Linked DNA regions of Homo sapiens: region 2 is linked to region 1. A link is a contact called in ENCODE Hi-C or POLR2A ChIA-PET data. All regions are on one chromosome and are shown on one strand. Each heading gives the region's core, a stretch centred on a gene start or an enhancer-like site at or near the end of the contact. The rest is flanking DNA. Distances are from core to core; before and after follow the strand shown.

Evidence for each region. A loop is a pair of places that touch in the nucleus more often than their neighbours do. ChIA-PET counts read pairs that join two places held with the same protein, here RNA polymerase II (POLR2A). Pooled maps may share reads with other maps.
Region 2: a pooled map shows a loop between it and region 1 (1.9-fold over the local background). The contact joins two enhancer-like sites. A Hi-C loop is called at or near these places in 2 of 50 pooled maps. POLR2A ChIA-PET finds 5 or more read pairs at or near these places in 3 of 52 experiments (BJ, CD8-positive, alpha-beta memory T cell and WTC11).

The regions. Positions count from the first base shown.
Region 1 is chr16:11,074,857-11,082,189 of GRCh38, forward strand. The region is part of intron 19 of CLEC16A (C-type lectin domain containing 16A); the gene reads left to right. Among named protein-coding and RNA genes, the nearest start is that of CLEC16A, 130 kb to the left of the region's middle. Within about 2 kb of position 3,840, at least 20 of the 41 ENCODE cell types and tissues checked have a DNase peak (open chromatin) inside an H3K27ac peak, as active enhancers do.
Region 2 is chr16:11,495,818-11,503,698 of GRCh38, forward strand. LOC400499 (putative uncharacterized protein LOC400499) reads right to left here. Exons shown (of 67, transcript NM_001370704.1): 9 at 6,260-6,363; 10 at 4,987-5,152. Among named protein-coding and RNA genes, the nearest start is that of LITAF, 87 kb to the right of the region's middle. RefSeq lists enhancers at 1,529-1,578, 1,556-1,850, 2,342-2,890, 5,624-6,555. Within about 2 kb of position 1,251, at least 33 of the 41 ENCODE cell types and tissues checked have a DNase peak (open chromatin) inside an H3K27ac peak, as active enhancers do.

The sequences.
Region 1 (7,333 bases), core at 2,590-5,089:
GAGCTTTTTTTGCCTATTAAAATTATTGTTTTTAAGCCAGGCACAGTGGATCATGCCTATAATCCCAGCACTTTGGGAGGCTGAGGTGGGAGGATTGCTTGAGCCCAGGAGTTGGAGACCAGCCTGGGCAGCATAGTGAGACCCTGTCTCTACAAAAATTTTTTTAAAAATTAGCAGTGAGTAATGATTGCACCACTGCACTCCGGCCTGGGCAATCGAGCAAGACCCTATCTCAAGAAAAAATATCTATATTGTTTCTGCTGAAGGCACTCTACAGTTGAAATACTTTTTCAAAATACCAGTCCTTCCCACACATTTGGAAATGGGACCATGGTTTTGATTTCTCACAAAGGAAGGGACTTAGTGGCTTAGATTTGCTCAAAAAGCAGTAACTTCCGAGGCACATCAACCCTTGGGATGTGGACAGCTTCTGGGTGCAGCTGCACCAGAGGGCTTCCAGGGAGGGGCAGGGGTCCTGCTGGCGGTTGAGTCCCAGCCCAGCACTGTGACCTTGGATATGTCTGTGTGTGTGTGTGTGTGTGTGTGTGTGTGTGTCTGTGTGTGTGTGTGTATGTGTGTGTGTGTGTGTGTGTGTTTTGAGACATGGTGTCACTTTGTTGCTTTGGCTGGAGTGCGTGGCATAATCATAGCTCTCTGCAACCTTGAACCCCGGGGGCTCAAGGGCTCCTCCCACCTTAGCCTCTAGAGTAGCTGGGACCACAGGCATGTGCTACCATGTCCAGCTAATTTTTAAATGTTTTATAGAGATGGAGTCTTGCTATGTTGCCCTGGCTGGTCTCAAACTCCTGGGCTCAAGCGGTCCTCTTGCCTCAGCCTCCCAAAGTGCTGGGATTACAGGTGTGAGCCCCTGCGCCTGGCCTTGGCATGTTTTTTGACCAGGGGGAGGATGAGGTGCTTGGGAGGATGAGATGTCAGGAGGATGAGACGCTGCCTATCAGTGTTTAGCACTGTGCCTGGCGTCTTGATAGAGCCCAGTTGACGAGGGCTGGCAAAGAAGCTGGTTTTTGGGTTTCTCATCCAAACCCCACTACTCCTCTGTCAAGAAATGATCACTCTAGTTATTCAGCCAAACCTTGGAATATCCTTGTTTCTTCTCATCCCTGTGACCAAGCTCTTAGCAAATCCTGCCAGCTTAAGCATCACATAGATAGAGAACCCAGCTCCGTCTCACTGCCTTTAGCTCCCCTGCAGCTGGTGGGGATTCTAGAAAACTGGGACTAGGGGGTCAGCTTCCTCCTCTGCCCTTTCCACACCAACAGCCAGTAGAATCCTTTTAAATAGACGTCAGACCCTTCAGTGGTCCTGGCTTCCCATTGTGGTGTCAGCTCACTGTGCCATGTGTGCCCCCCATCTGCTCCTCACTGTGCTAGCCCAGTCATACGGAGCTCAAGAGATTTCCCCCTTGGGCCACCGGCTTCAGGGTGCCCCAAAACCCCCACTCTGCCCCACAGGGCTGCCAAAGCCAGCCTCCTTGACAACATCTGGCTGACGGGGAGGGGAGGGCAGTAAGAGCCGCCACAGAAAACAGGAATTCATGGGGGGAGTGGGGTTGAGGATTAACGTTGAGTTTCAAGACATCCCTCGCTCCAGCCCACTCTGTGAGCTGTCTGGGGCTCCGCCTACACACAGCTCCTCACCCTGAAGCTGCTGGGTTCCCCTGCATCACACGCCCACCTTCCCCAGTGAACCCAGCCACCAGATTTGACACAGGATCCGGTGATTGCTCAGGCCTCAGGAGGGGAGGGTTGCCTTCTGGCCCTGATATCTGATCAACCACAGAACACCCAAAACAAATCTCTGAACCAGTGACAGACAGCGCGACCTTTAAGGAAGGTGTAAGTCAGGAGAAGGCCATCTCTCCTATACATCACCTCTCCCAGCCCAGGAAGCTGGCCTGCCAATTGCCCCAGAGTCTGGCCCAGCCACTGACCAGGTCCACCCTGCCCTCAGCCAATGCACACTCTCCAGCCCACCCCAGGGCCTGCTGGGGAGATCAGGAATCGAAGAATGGAGCAGCACTTCCTCCCACCCTCTTGTAGGAGGGAGATGGGTTCTATTCAGATTAGGCAGAAACGCTGAAAAGTATTGTGACCTTGAATCCTAAATCCCCGTTAAAGTTGAGGCTTAGGAAGCACCTGAAATCACAAGGACTGATCATTAGAATCTATTTAAAAACAAAGAGCAGGGCCGGGCACAGTGGCTTAGGCCTGTAATCCCAGGACTTTGGGAGGCTGAGGCGGGAGGATCACTTGAGCCTAGGAGTTCAAGACCAGCCGAGGCAACATGGAGAGACCTTTTCTCTACTAAAAAGGTCGGGCGTGGTGGCTCATTCCTGTAATCCCAGCACTTTGGGAGGCTGAGGCGAGCGGATTGCCTGAAGTCAGGAGTTGGAGACCAATCTGATTGACATGGTGAAACCCTGTCTCTCCTAAAAATACAAAAAAATTAGCCGGATGTGGTGGCATGCGCCTGTAATCCCAGTTACACCGGAGACTGAGGCAGGGGAATTGCTTGAACCAGGGAGGTGGAGGTTACAGTGAGCCAAGATTGTGCCACTGCACTCCAGCCTGGGTGACAGAGTGAGACTCTGTCTCAAAAAAAAAAAAAAAAAAGAAAGAAAAGAAAAAACATTAGCCAGGCGTAGTGGCGTGTGCCTGTAGTTTCAGCTACTTGGGAGGTTGAGGCGGGAGGATCACTTGAAACCTGGGGAGATTGAGGCTGTAGTGAGCTGTGATCGAGCCACTGCACTTCAGCCTAGGGGACAACGTGAGACCCTGTCAAAAACAAAAAGAGCAAAATCCTGATTTAAGACTTAAGAACTCTGGTGGAGGGTGTGAGGGGTCTCTGTATTGCTGGTGACCAGCACAATGCGTGGTGCTGCAGGCGGCCTGGACAGATTTTTCAAATGAATGTCAAATGTTGTTCATACTTCTAAACTTTTAAGAAATGTACAGAATATGGCTAGGCGCGGTGGCTCATGCCGGTAATCCCAGCACTTTGGGAGGCTGAGGCAGGCGGATCACTTGAGGCTAGGAGTTATGACTAGCCTGGCCAACATGGTGAAACTCCATCTCTACAAAAAAAAACGTGTGTGTGTGTGTGTGTGTGTGTGTGTGTGTGTGTGTGTGTGTGTTTAGAGAAATGTACAGAATACTGAGCTTGGGACATGTAAAAGCATAAATTTTCATTTTTACTTTGACCTGCCTGAAAATAGAAGTGAAAATGTGTTTGCCACAGGGGAACCGCTCTAGGGGCATCTGATTTGCTCCTAGGCCAGGCCAGGACAGAGCTGTGACCAAGCGTGAGGGTGGGTGGTGCGAAGGCCCTGTGGTTTCTGGCCCAGCAGGACTTTGAAAACAATCTGTACCCAGACCTCACTCCAGAAGGTTCTGAGTCACTGGCTCCGGGGTGGGGCCCTGACATCTATATTTTCAAATGCTCCCTAAAGGATTCCATTGCATAGCCAGTGTTGAGAACCATGGGATTAGACAGAGTGAGGAATGTTCTGGAACTCAGCACTCAGTGTCTGCTTTGCTGCTTTCCATGAATTCTAGTTCCCTCTAGGAACTCTCCTTGCCCACCTGCTAATCAGCCAGAGGCCATCAGGAAGGCTGGCTTTGGTAGCATGGTACAGCAGTCACATCTCTCTAAGTTCCAAAGTCAGTTTCTCAGGTGGAAACCACCTGCCGTCCCAGTCACCCTCACAGATCCCTCATGGGTGAATGACATTTCTCAATGAGGAGTGGGTCCGGCACAGCCAGTCTGAACTGCAGGGCTGCAGTAGACCCCGTCGTTGAGCAGGTTTTAGAGGAAGAGGTTGGCCATGTCAGATGAAATCCTGGTTTCTTTACCAGGGAGAATCATGCTGGGCACTTTGAGGGGCGCTCAAGGGATAGGCAGGAAGAGCCAAGCCCATGAGGGAGGCAGATTCCCATCTGCCCCTAAGGTTCCCTCATGGGTCTGGCAGCCCGAGAGGCCTGTGGTATTTAAGCTGTTTACGCTTCTCTCCCTCTCCTCTCCACTTTCCTGCATCCGTGTAGTTGAGTTTGTGGAAGTTAAGCTTGCATACAGTGTGCCTCTACCTGACTTGAAGACAAATCACTTGCCCTCTCGAGCCTTGGGCACCTGTCTTGAGAGGAAGGGCCTGCGTAATAGGTTGGGCCTCCTGGATGCTCCCCAGCCCTGCAGCCCTGCAGCCCCACACACAGCTACATGTGTGCTCAGAAGGTAGCTGAACCCATTCTGTGCTTGGCCTTGTGTATAATCACTTGCATGGGCTAGGCAGGAGATTCCCTTGCAGAACTTGAAACTCCCTGCAGCACTGAAACTCCAGCCATCCCTATCTCTTGTGGTTGTTCTGAACCAGTGCCAGTCTTGGAAATGGCCTGTTTTGTTTCAGGCAGTCATAAAAATGCCTTAGGAGTAGAGACTGTCCAGGCCAGAGTCAGCCAGCCAGACCATGGAGGCTCAGAAGTTGTTGGGGCTGAGCTGGCCTCCCCCAGTCCTCACAACTTTTTAGTCATTTGCTAATAATTAAGAGCCAAAAGTTCTCATCCCATCTTCCCTCCAGCCTTTGGACTGACTGGGATGCCACCATTTTTTATACAAGGTTCAAGGTGAGATAGACTTTCTTTCCTTTTCCTTCCAAATTCTCATGTAGAAAAGCCGCATGCAACTTCCTGGTTTTTCAACTTGGCACATCCACATTATCTTTTTGCATTTATCTTTTTTTTACTACCTATACCCTGGCCTTTGAATTTTATAATACACTTTGCATTTTTCTAAATGCAGTTGGGGTTTTCCAGAGCTGTGCAAAGCCAGGAAATATGCATGTCATTTAAATGACTCCGGTTAACCTTTAGCCTTTAACTGGTTTCTCATAAAACTCGACTCTCTCCCAGCTATGGTTTGCATTCTTCAGAGCAGCAAAACTGATGAACATCTACAGCTTTCACTGTTCCCTGCTGGGCCCCCTTCCCTTTGCTGCCTCCAGTCTGATGAGCCATGCTGGCAGACTCTGGGAAATGTGAGTCCCAAGCAGTGTCTAGCAGAAGGTTCCAGACTAGATTGATGCAGCCCCTGTTGCCACTTCCTGAGGTCTCCCAGGGCCCCTGGCTTCAGCGGCTTCCCTTCCTATCATGGCATCTTGTTCCTATCATAGCACAGTAACCATAATAGATCCCATCTGTTTCCCACCAGAAACACAAGATCCAGACTGCAGATTGCACACTTGACTGTAGACAGGGACTCTGAGTGTTTCCTCACCCACTCCCGTGCGCGTCCATCCATCATTTGCTGAATGGTAGGCACTGTGCTAGCCACCAGAAACACAAGGACAGGACAGAGCCCTCCTCCCTTCAGGCATCTAGCACAGTGATGCACTTCAGCAGGTGGGTGCAGGTGCTCTGCTGGAAACTGCAGGATCAAGAAGAATACAGAGTAGTTGGGCCCTTGCTGGGGGTGGGTGGGTAAACAGGGACAAGAATTGCTTCTGGGCGTCCGAGCCTTTGAGCCAAGGGTTGTTCTGAGCCAGTGTGAAGCAGCAGACAACCTGGGGAAGGGCCTTCCAGGCAGAGGGGGCATCTGCAGTGAAGACACACAGGTATGTTTGGCTACCAGGTCAGTAGCCCGTGTCTGGAACATTGGGCGGTCCATTCGTTTCATATGGCTGCTGCTACACATTTCTACAACACCCAGTTATTCTCTTACAGCTCTGGAGGTTAGAAGTCTGCCACGGGTCTCACTGGGCTAAAGTCTAGGTGTTGGTCCTTCCCGAAATCTCTGGGGAGAATCTGTTTTCTTGCCTTTTCTGGATTCTAAAGGTCGCCTGTGCTTTGGCTTATGGCCCCTCCCTCCATTCTCAAAGCCAGCAGTGGCAGGATGAGTCCTTCTCACACTGCATCACTCTCACCTCCTCGTCTGCCTCACTCTTTCACTTTTAGAACCCCTTCTGATTAGATTGGGCCTGTCCAGGTAATCCAAGATAAGCTCCCCCAGCTCAGGCTCTTTGATTCAGTCACACCCATGAAATCCCTTTTGTAAGGTAGCATGTTCACAGGTTCCAGGGATTAGGTCGTGGGCATCTTTGGGGGCTATTACAGCCCACCCCAGGTGGGATGCAGAAACTGGCAGCAGATGGGGCTGGAAGGGTAGGCAGAGGCTCTGCGGGACACGCTGCAATTGAGGAAGCCTGGAGAACTAAGCAGATGAACAGGCAGGCAGGAGACAGCTACCCCTCAAATGCTCTTCAGTTGTATGGCCTGGGCCCCACCTCCTGCCCTGTCCTTGGCAGATCCCTCTGACCTTGCAGCCCCGGTGCAGGGTGGAGGCATGCCCAGTGGGCCCCTGGGTCTCAGAAACAGCAACCTTTTGTCCTTTTGTCTGGACAAAAGAGCCCCACTTTGTTGGTACAAGTTAAAATTCTTCCCTCAGCCCCCTCTCCACTCTACTCCCATCTCTAGGGTGCCCCTGGTCTGAGCCCGCTGATGTTCCCAGGTTGCCTCCTCTGTCCTGGGCACCCAGCCACATCCTGCCCTTCTTGCCCGTCTTCTCCATTCACCCATGTCCTTGTTGCTGTGGCGCCTCCAGGTAGGGCTCCTCCAGGTAGCCCTGGCTCACGTCTCCCCAAGCTCTCCTTTCCTTTTTGCACTAAAAGGCTCAAAAATCCTCCTCCATGGCCATCTGACCCTTCCACTCCCCTCCCCACCTAGTCACAAGGTACCCACTCCCTGGATTCCTCAAGCCATAGGGCCCTATCATTTCTTACAGGACAGCAGTTCCAAGCCAGGAGAGCATAGGGGTTCTCTCCAGCCAATTTGAGCCAGGAGGAATTTTAACCAAAAGCCCAAGTTGGCTTTTGAAAGAGGCCTTTCTCCAGGAAAGGATTAGAGAGTTCCAGTCATTAAATGGTCCGCTGCAGAACGCTAGTTCTTGACTAAAGTGGTTGGTTTTTAAATGAAATGAAATAAATGTGCCTTTTTGTTTTTTCAATAAATGAGAACAAAAGTAGCCAGGTGTGGTGGCATGCACCTGTAGTCCCAGCTACTTGGGAGGTTGAGGTGGGAGGATCGCTTGAGCTTGGGAGGCAGAGGTTGCAGTGAGCCAAGATGGCACTACTGCACTCCAGCCTGGGCGACAGAGTGAGAATCCGTCTAAAAAAAAGAAGAATATTGTCGACTGTGATGGGAAAACATTCTGATTCAGGCCTCAAGTATATGTATGAGAATTGAAGTTCTGTGAAGGTTCGTGCATGTCTCCCTTGATTTTGATGGCTCTTGTTAAAAAACAAACCCAAAATAACCTTAGAAACTGT
Region 2 (7,881 bases), core at 1-2,500, 420 kb after region 1:
GGTAAGGGACGTGCCTCAGGTAGCCCACAGCTATAGATAGAACTGAGACTTAACCCAGGAGAGGCTGGCTCCCAGGCCAGGCATGATACCAACACTCACGGCTTCTCAAAATGCAAATTCTGGGCTCACTCTAAAATCCAGCCCTGGGGCCCTGGCTGTGAACAGGGGCCTCTGTGCTAGACCCACGTCACTCCAGAACAGGGACTGCTTGGCAGCTGTGGAGAAATAAAATCTCTGCCTAGCTCTGTCCTTTTTTTTTTTTTCTCGAGATGGAGTCTTGCTCTTGTCACCCAGGCTGGAGTCCAGTGGCACAATCTCAGCTCACTGCAACCTCTGCCTCCTGAGATCAAGTGATTCTCCTGCCTCATCTTCCTGAGTAGCTGGGATTACAGATGTCTGCCACCACGCCTGGCTAATTTTTGTATTTTTAGTAGAGATGGGGTTTCACCATATTGGCCAGGCTGGTCTCGAACTCCTGACCTCAGGTGATCTGCCCACCTCAGCCTCCCAAAGTGCTGGGATTACAGGAGTGAGCCACCACGCCCGAGCTGCCCAGCTCTGTTCTTTCTCTGGATTCGTGACTCTTCACCAGATCTGTGTTACTACGCTAGGGTGTGAGCACACTGTGTGAAGGTGTGAACATAAGCATCTGTGTGTGTGCATATTGGTGTGTGCTGTAGAATCCTAGTGCTTGTGGGTGTGTACGTTCCCACTTGGGTGTGCAGGTGTCTCAGCGCACTCGAGTACCCTAGTATGCGTGTATTTCCTGGTGGATGCCTGTGCACACGTGTCCCCATGTGGGCATCTCGTGTGTCCCATTGGATGTGTGCATGTGCCCATGCGTCCAGGTGCGTGTGTGTGTACTGTGTGTCCCTTGTGTGCCCACGCACAGCCCAGTGTGTCTTGGTGTGCCTATGCATGTGTCCAGGTGTGGGTGGCTGTCTCCACACGTCCCACTGGGTGAGTGTCCTACTGTGTGTATGTGCATGTCCTGCCATGTCTTCACATGTGCATACACTGGGGTGTATATCTGCATCTCCAGGTACGTGAGTCTTGGCGTGTATGCCTCAATGTGTGTGTGTGTGTGTGTGTGTGTGTGTGTGTGTGTGTGTGTGTCTTGACAGGTCTATGGTGTGGGTGTGTGTCCGTGCATTTCCCCATGTGGGTGTCCTGGGAAAGCCTGCCTCAGTGTGAGCCTGCAACAGTGTGTGTAGGTCTGTGTGTGTACACGTGATCCAGCATGTGTGTGCATATCCCTGTGTGTTTGTGTGTCCCTGTGCCTTGGTGTGAGCCTGTGTCAGTGTACGTGCAGGTCTGTGCATGTACACATGATCCAGTGTGCGTGTGCACGTCCCAGTGCAATGGGTGCCTGCTTCAGTGTGTGTGGGTTGTGTCCCATGTGTGTACACGTGCGCTCAGGATGCATGCGTGTGGGTCTTGGCGTGTGCATCTCACTGCATATTTTCTTTGTGAAAGGACAGGGGTGTGTGGAGCCTGGAAAAAGCACATTCAATGTTTCCCTATATTTGAGCAAAGAAAACAAAGCTGTCTGTTTTCTTAATACAGAGCAGGGCAAGCGGGCTTGGCTGGGAGGGCAGGGGTTATAAAAAGACTAAGAAGCTCTCCGGCACATGGGAGGGGCCGCCTGCTGGAGGTTCCCGCCTCTGACTGCTTTGCCCAAGAAAGGCGGCGGGGGCACAGACAGGGCAGGCTCGGGCCTGTCCCAGACCAAAGCTGGAGCCAGAAGCCTGGTCACAGCCTGCAGGGCTGTGGGGCAGGCTGGTGCCACTTGGCTGGCAGAGAGCCCAGATCTGTGAGCCACTTCCGGTGGCCCTGCCAGGACAACTGGGCCAGCATGAGGCCTGGGTGCTGAGCAGTCCACACAGTAATGACCCAGTTGGTTCTGTGTATGGCTGCCCGGGGGATGAACCCAGAAGGGCCAGCCTTCCCTGTTTTCACAAAAACCAGAAACCACATCGCAAAGAGAAGAACAAACAATTTTGAAAGGGAAATAAATTTAAAAAAAAAATGGGAGGAGAAGAAAACAATCTTAATGCAAAAATCTCTAACGAAGGCTTACTTACACTTCAGTTAGAAGTCTGTTTAAAATACTCACTTTTTCATTTTTAAAGATGGAAAAATAAAATTACCCTCAAACCTGTGACCCTTATTAAGCTGATTTCACTTTTCCAACATGATTCTAAAGCTCAGTCATCATGCTCAAACCAACCCTCCCTGAAAAGCTAAGAAAACAGAACTGGGAGAAGACAAGCCAGGAAGCACTGGGACCTGGGGGAGATCAAACACCAGCTACAAAGCATCAAGAAGCCACACTTCACCAACATGAAGAACTTTTGTTCATTGAAAGACACCATTAAGAAGGCCGGGCGCAGTGACTCATGCCTGTAATCCCAGCACTTTGGGAGGCCGAAGCAGGCAAATCACATGAGCTCAGGAGTTCGAGATAAGCCTGGCCAACATGGTGAAATCCCATTTCTACTAAAAATACAAAAAAATTAGCCGGGCCTGGTGGTGTGCATCATAATCCCAGCTACTCAGGAGGCTGAGGCACGAGAATCACTTGAACCCGGGAGGTGGAGGTTGCAGTGAGCCGAGATTGCGCCACTGCACTCCAGCCTGGGCAACAGAGCGAGACTCCGTCTCAAAAAATAATAATGATTAAATAATTAAATAAATAAATAAAATTAATCCGAAATTAAAAGTTCATTAAAATACTCTCTCCCTGCTTGCCCCTCACTCCCCACTTCCCACCCCCCTCCTCTCCCCAGGCTTCACGAACCCGGTGCATTCCCAGAACCTGCCAGGGCTCATGCAGGGCCTTGCTGACTCGATGACAGAACAAGAAAATACAGCCCAGAGAGGCATGAGCTCTGGCCTGCACATGGAACATCACATGTGAGGCAGGTAGAGGAAGCTTCTGGGCTCCACAAGCCGATCGATGCCACCTGCTTGGCTCAGTGCTGTGTCCCAGACTAATGGCAACAGCCACTTCCCTCCGCACACACCATACAATTCACCTGGTCTGCAAGGTCATTCTACAAAATAGTCCCATTGTCCAGACGGGGAAAATTGAGGCCTGGGAAAGTAAAGTACCTTGCCCAAGGTCCTGCTGGTGAGGAATGGGGCTGGGATCTGAAATGAGGAAGTCCAGATGGGTTTGTGCTCTTAGTTACTGCACATGAATCGAACATATGTACAAATAAACGAGTGAAAGGAGGAAGGGGGGGAGGGGGGAAGGGAGGAAGAGGGGAGGGGGAAGGGAGAAAGGGGGCAAAGAGAGGAAGGGGGGAAGGGAGGCAGAGGGGAGGGGGGAAGGGAGGCAGAGGGGAGGGGGGAGGGAGGCAGAGGGGAGGGGGGAAGGGAGGCAGAGGGGAGGGGGGAAGGGAGGCAGAGGGGAGGGGGGAAGGGAGGCAGAGGGGAGGGGGGAAGGGAGGCAGAGGGGAGGGGGGAAGGGAGGCAGAGGGGAGGGGGGAAGGGAGGGAGAGGGGAGAGGGGGAAGGGAGGCAGAGGGGAATGGGGGAAGGGGAAGGAGACAGACATTTCCAGGGAGATGGGCTAAGCCCAGGGCAGGTCTTGGGTGGTTCTGGCATTCCTGGTGGCCAGCGTGCCACCTGCTAGGCTGTGAACTGTGGGTGATGCCTCTTGGGACCCAATCTGGGCCTGGCTCTGAGTCAGTGCCTGATTCTTGTCTGCTGAGCAGAGCCAACAACACAGTCTACCTGGAACAGCCCCACCTCAAACCCTGCGGTCAGGGGCCAGAAGGCAAGGGCTCCCTATATTCCACCTGGAGGGACAGCCAGGGCTGGACCAGCTCCAGGGGCTCTCAGATCCTGGTAGGGTCCATTCTACCAATGCAGGGGTCTCTGATGCCCCCAGGGACCCCAGCTGCCTGGCACCAGCTGTGTCTTCACTCCCGCTCCCTACCGATGCCATCTGACTTGGCACTCACTATTAGCCGGGACAAGATGGGGAGTGACAGGTGACACCCCCTTGCCCAGGAAAGTGAGGACACACCCCAAGGTCTCAGGTCAGAATTGAGGTGAAGGGCAGAGCAGCTGCAATCCCTTGGGCAAGCTGCCCTACCTCTTTGGGCCTCGGTTTTCTCACCTGCAAAATGGGGTTGATGAGAGCACCTACTTCATAGAGACACCTCAAGGGTTAAATGAGACCTCCACATATCGTAGAAATTATTGACCTCATCTCACACAGATTTCCTAATCTCCAGACTCATTAAATATGTGTGTTTATAAATATAATAGCTCTGATTTCAAGTGCTCAGATTTAGTGCCAGACACCAGGAGAACCACTTCACACACAGCATTTCATTCCTCACTATAAGACCAGGATAGAGGTACCACTGCCATCCTCCTTATAGAGACCAGAAAACAGTCGGGCGTGGTGGCTCACACCTGTAATCCCAGCACTGTGGGAGGCTGAGGTGGGTGGATCACTTGAGGTCAGGAGTTCGAGACCAGCCTGGCCAACATGGCGAAACCCCGTCTCTACTGAAAAAAATACAAAACTTAGCCAGGTGGGGTGGTGCATTCATGTAGTCCCAGCTACTTGGGAGGCTGAGGCAGAAGAATTGCTTGAACCCAGGAGGTGGAGGTTGCAGTGAGCTGAGATCGCACTGCTGCACTCCAGCTTGGGCGACAGAGCAAGACTCCGTCCTAAATAATAATAATAATAATAATAATAATCAGAAAAGAAGCTCAGGAAGGTTAAATCACTTGCCTGGGATCACACAGGTGGGAGGCACATTGCTGACCCTTGAACCCGGAATTCTCTGATACCAAAGGTTGCCTTGAACCCGCCACAGAAGCCCAGGAGGATGGGTGGTCTGGCCTCCTCTGCTTATCCTACGAGGGGCTGGCACAAAAGAACTGATCACCTCCCCCACATCTAACCAGCAGCCAAGCCACGGAGGGAGGACACCGGGGCCCCGGGTGGGGTGCAGGGACTCACCAGCAGCATGTGGACCATAGCATCTGTGGGCTGTGGGAGGAAGGCCAGTGATGAGAGCCACGCCTCCACCTCGTCTGCCTCCACCGCGGCTGATGCGATGAGTTCCTTCATGAGGCCCACACAGTGCTCCGTCCCACAGGAAGGCAGGGCATCCAACAGTGGCTGCCTGAGATCATCAAGGCGACCCACACGTGCTGAGCGCCTGCAAAGCTCATCTCACCGAAGTCACCCGGGGGTAAACTGAGGCTCAGAGAGGTACGGTGCAGACATGCCCACCCTCACACCTTGGGAGGGGCTGACCCGGGTCTGGGACCCCGCAGTCTGGCTGAGGCCCGTGCTCTCAGCACAGCAGCACCCAGCCCAGACCCCGGCAGCTCTACCCACCCAAGAAACACTGGTGTGGGAAAACACAAGTCCGTACCCAGTGCTCTGCTGAAACCCACCCAAGCAAATGTCACCGAGAAGGGGTAAAAATCCCTAGCGGAACAGGAACCAGCAATCAGCAAACAGTCCCTAATTTAAACCTCGAATACTCAGCACAACATCAGGACATTTATTTTTTCTTTTTTTGTGAGTTAGGGTCTCACTCTGTCACCCAGGCTGCAGTGCAGTGGTGCGATCACACCTCACTGTAGCCGCCACCTCCTGGGCTCAGGTGATCCTCCCACTCAGCCTCCCAAGTAGCTGGGACCACAAGTGTTCGCTACCAAGTCGAGCTAACTTTTAAATTTTTTGTAGAGATGGGGGCATTGCTATGTTGCCCAGGCTGGTCTCAAACTCCTGAGCATAGCCGTAAGCTGACTGAGTTAGTGCCTCAGAGATTCCCCTCTGAGATTGGGAGTCTCTTTACCCGCCTTACTAGCCCCAGATCAGCAAGGTCTGGGTGGTGGAATGCCGGCCCTGCCCAGCACCCCCCAGCCCAGACTCTCCACGCCCCCAGCAGGAGGGTACCCTAGGTGCATTGGAATGCTAATTCCAGCAAGAGGGTCCCTGTCTGGGGAAGGGAACAATGGCTGTCTTTATCCGCCAGGCCCTTCAGCTTCTGGTCTCAGGCAGGATAGAGCTTGGACCCCGTGGGAACCTCCAGGCTCCCCACTTAATCTCCTTCTTGGCGCACATTCTCAGACTGAAGGACAAGTCAGTGTCAAGGGGACGGGATGACGCATCAGCATCCATCCCTCACTGGGAACCCAGGACAGCACGAAGACTCCTTTAACCCAGGGATGCCCCCAGCCAGCTCCTAGTCCATCCCCCACCCGGAGAGGGACCTTACCCATTGTCTCGGCATTTGAAGGAAGAATATTGCCAGAGTTCCATCAGCTCACCCCCAGAAAGGCCCTGGAGCTGGGACACCAGTGTCAGGAACAAGTCCATGGCCTGCGATTCAGAGGGGGCAGCATGAGACACCCAGCAGTGCGGGGGATCCCCGAAGGTCACCTCACCCGTCCCCTGCCTGTAAGCACAACCGTGGGGAAAGTGGGAAGGACCTACCACCTTCTCCCAGGATGTGCTGAGACCCAGTGAGATGAAGCTCCAGGTCTGGCTTCTCCCTCACTGCACCCCAAGCCCCTACAAGCATACAAGCTGGCTCATTTTTCTCTGATTTAGCAGGTATTTATTGAGCACCTACTATGTGCCTTGCATTGCACTCAGGATATGGCAGTGAAAGAACAGGCATAGTGTCTGAATCTGTGGCATCTAATAAAACCCCAATAAATGTTCACTATGATTGTAATATAATTATTCTAATGAGTCTTAGCATATTTCAAATATTTAGCGAGGTGGCAATCTTTTCCTACATAATATACATACTCTTTTTTTTTTTTTTTGAGACGGAGTCTCACTCTGTTGCCCAGGCTACAGGGCAGTGGCGCAATCTCGGCTCACGGCAACCTCCACCTCCTGGGTTCTAGCGATTCTCCCGCCTCAGCCTCCTGAGTAGCTGGGATTACAGGCACCTGTGACCACGTCTGGCTTATTTTTTGTATTTTTAGTAGAGAAGAGGTTTCACCATGTTAGCCAGGATGGTCTCGATCTCCTGACCTTGTGATCTGCCCGCCTCGGCCTTCCAAAGTGCTGGGATTATAGGCATGAGCCACCACACCTGGACCACCTTTTTTTTTTTTTTTTTTTTAAGAGACAGGATCTCCCTCTGTCTCCCGGGATGGAGTGCTGCAACACAGTCACTTCTCACTGCAGCCTCAACCTCCTGGGCTCCAGCGATCCTCCCACCTCAGCCTCCCGTGTAGCTGGGAATACTGGTGTGCATCACCACGCTCAGCTAATTTTTTTGTATTTTTCATAGAGATGAGGTTTCACCATGTTGGTCTCAAACTTCTGGGCTCAAGTGATCCTCCCACCTTGGCCTCCCCAAGTGCTGGGATGACAGGTGTGAGCCATCGCGCCCACCCTTTTCCAATATTCCTAATAAAAAAATTGTTTTATACAATTATTAACAGTGATGGCTAATAAAGGGCATTATAGGGGGTGCAGAGGGCCCAAAACTCACAAGAAATAAAGGACTCTACTCAGAGAACAGCCCCTGGGTTTAGGAGATGTTTAGTTTGGAAAACCTTCCCTCCTGGTACCCCTGAAGTCTCAGGCTCACTGCATTGGCCTGAACCCAAAGCCACAGAAACAGCAACAAGGTAGGAGCCGAGCCAAGCCAGGTCCCAGCTTCCTGCAGGGAAGCCCCCATACTTTCCCCAGGCTTGGCCAGGGCCAGGCCTGAATCCCCCACCCACCCAGAGGTCCTCCGAGGCTGGGACCTGCTTCCCTGACCCTGGGCCTCCCTGCTGTGTGTGGCTGTGACAGAATCCCTGCACACGCAGCTCGATCTCAGCAAGACGCAGCCTGCAAAACAGGCCCTCACTGGTCACTCGGCCCACCTGCCAA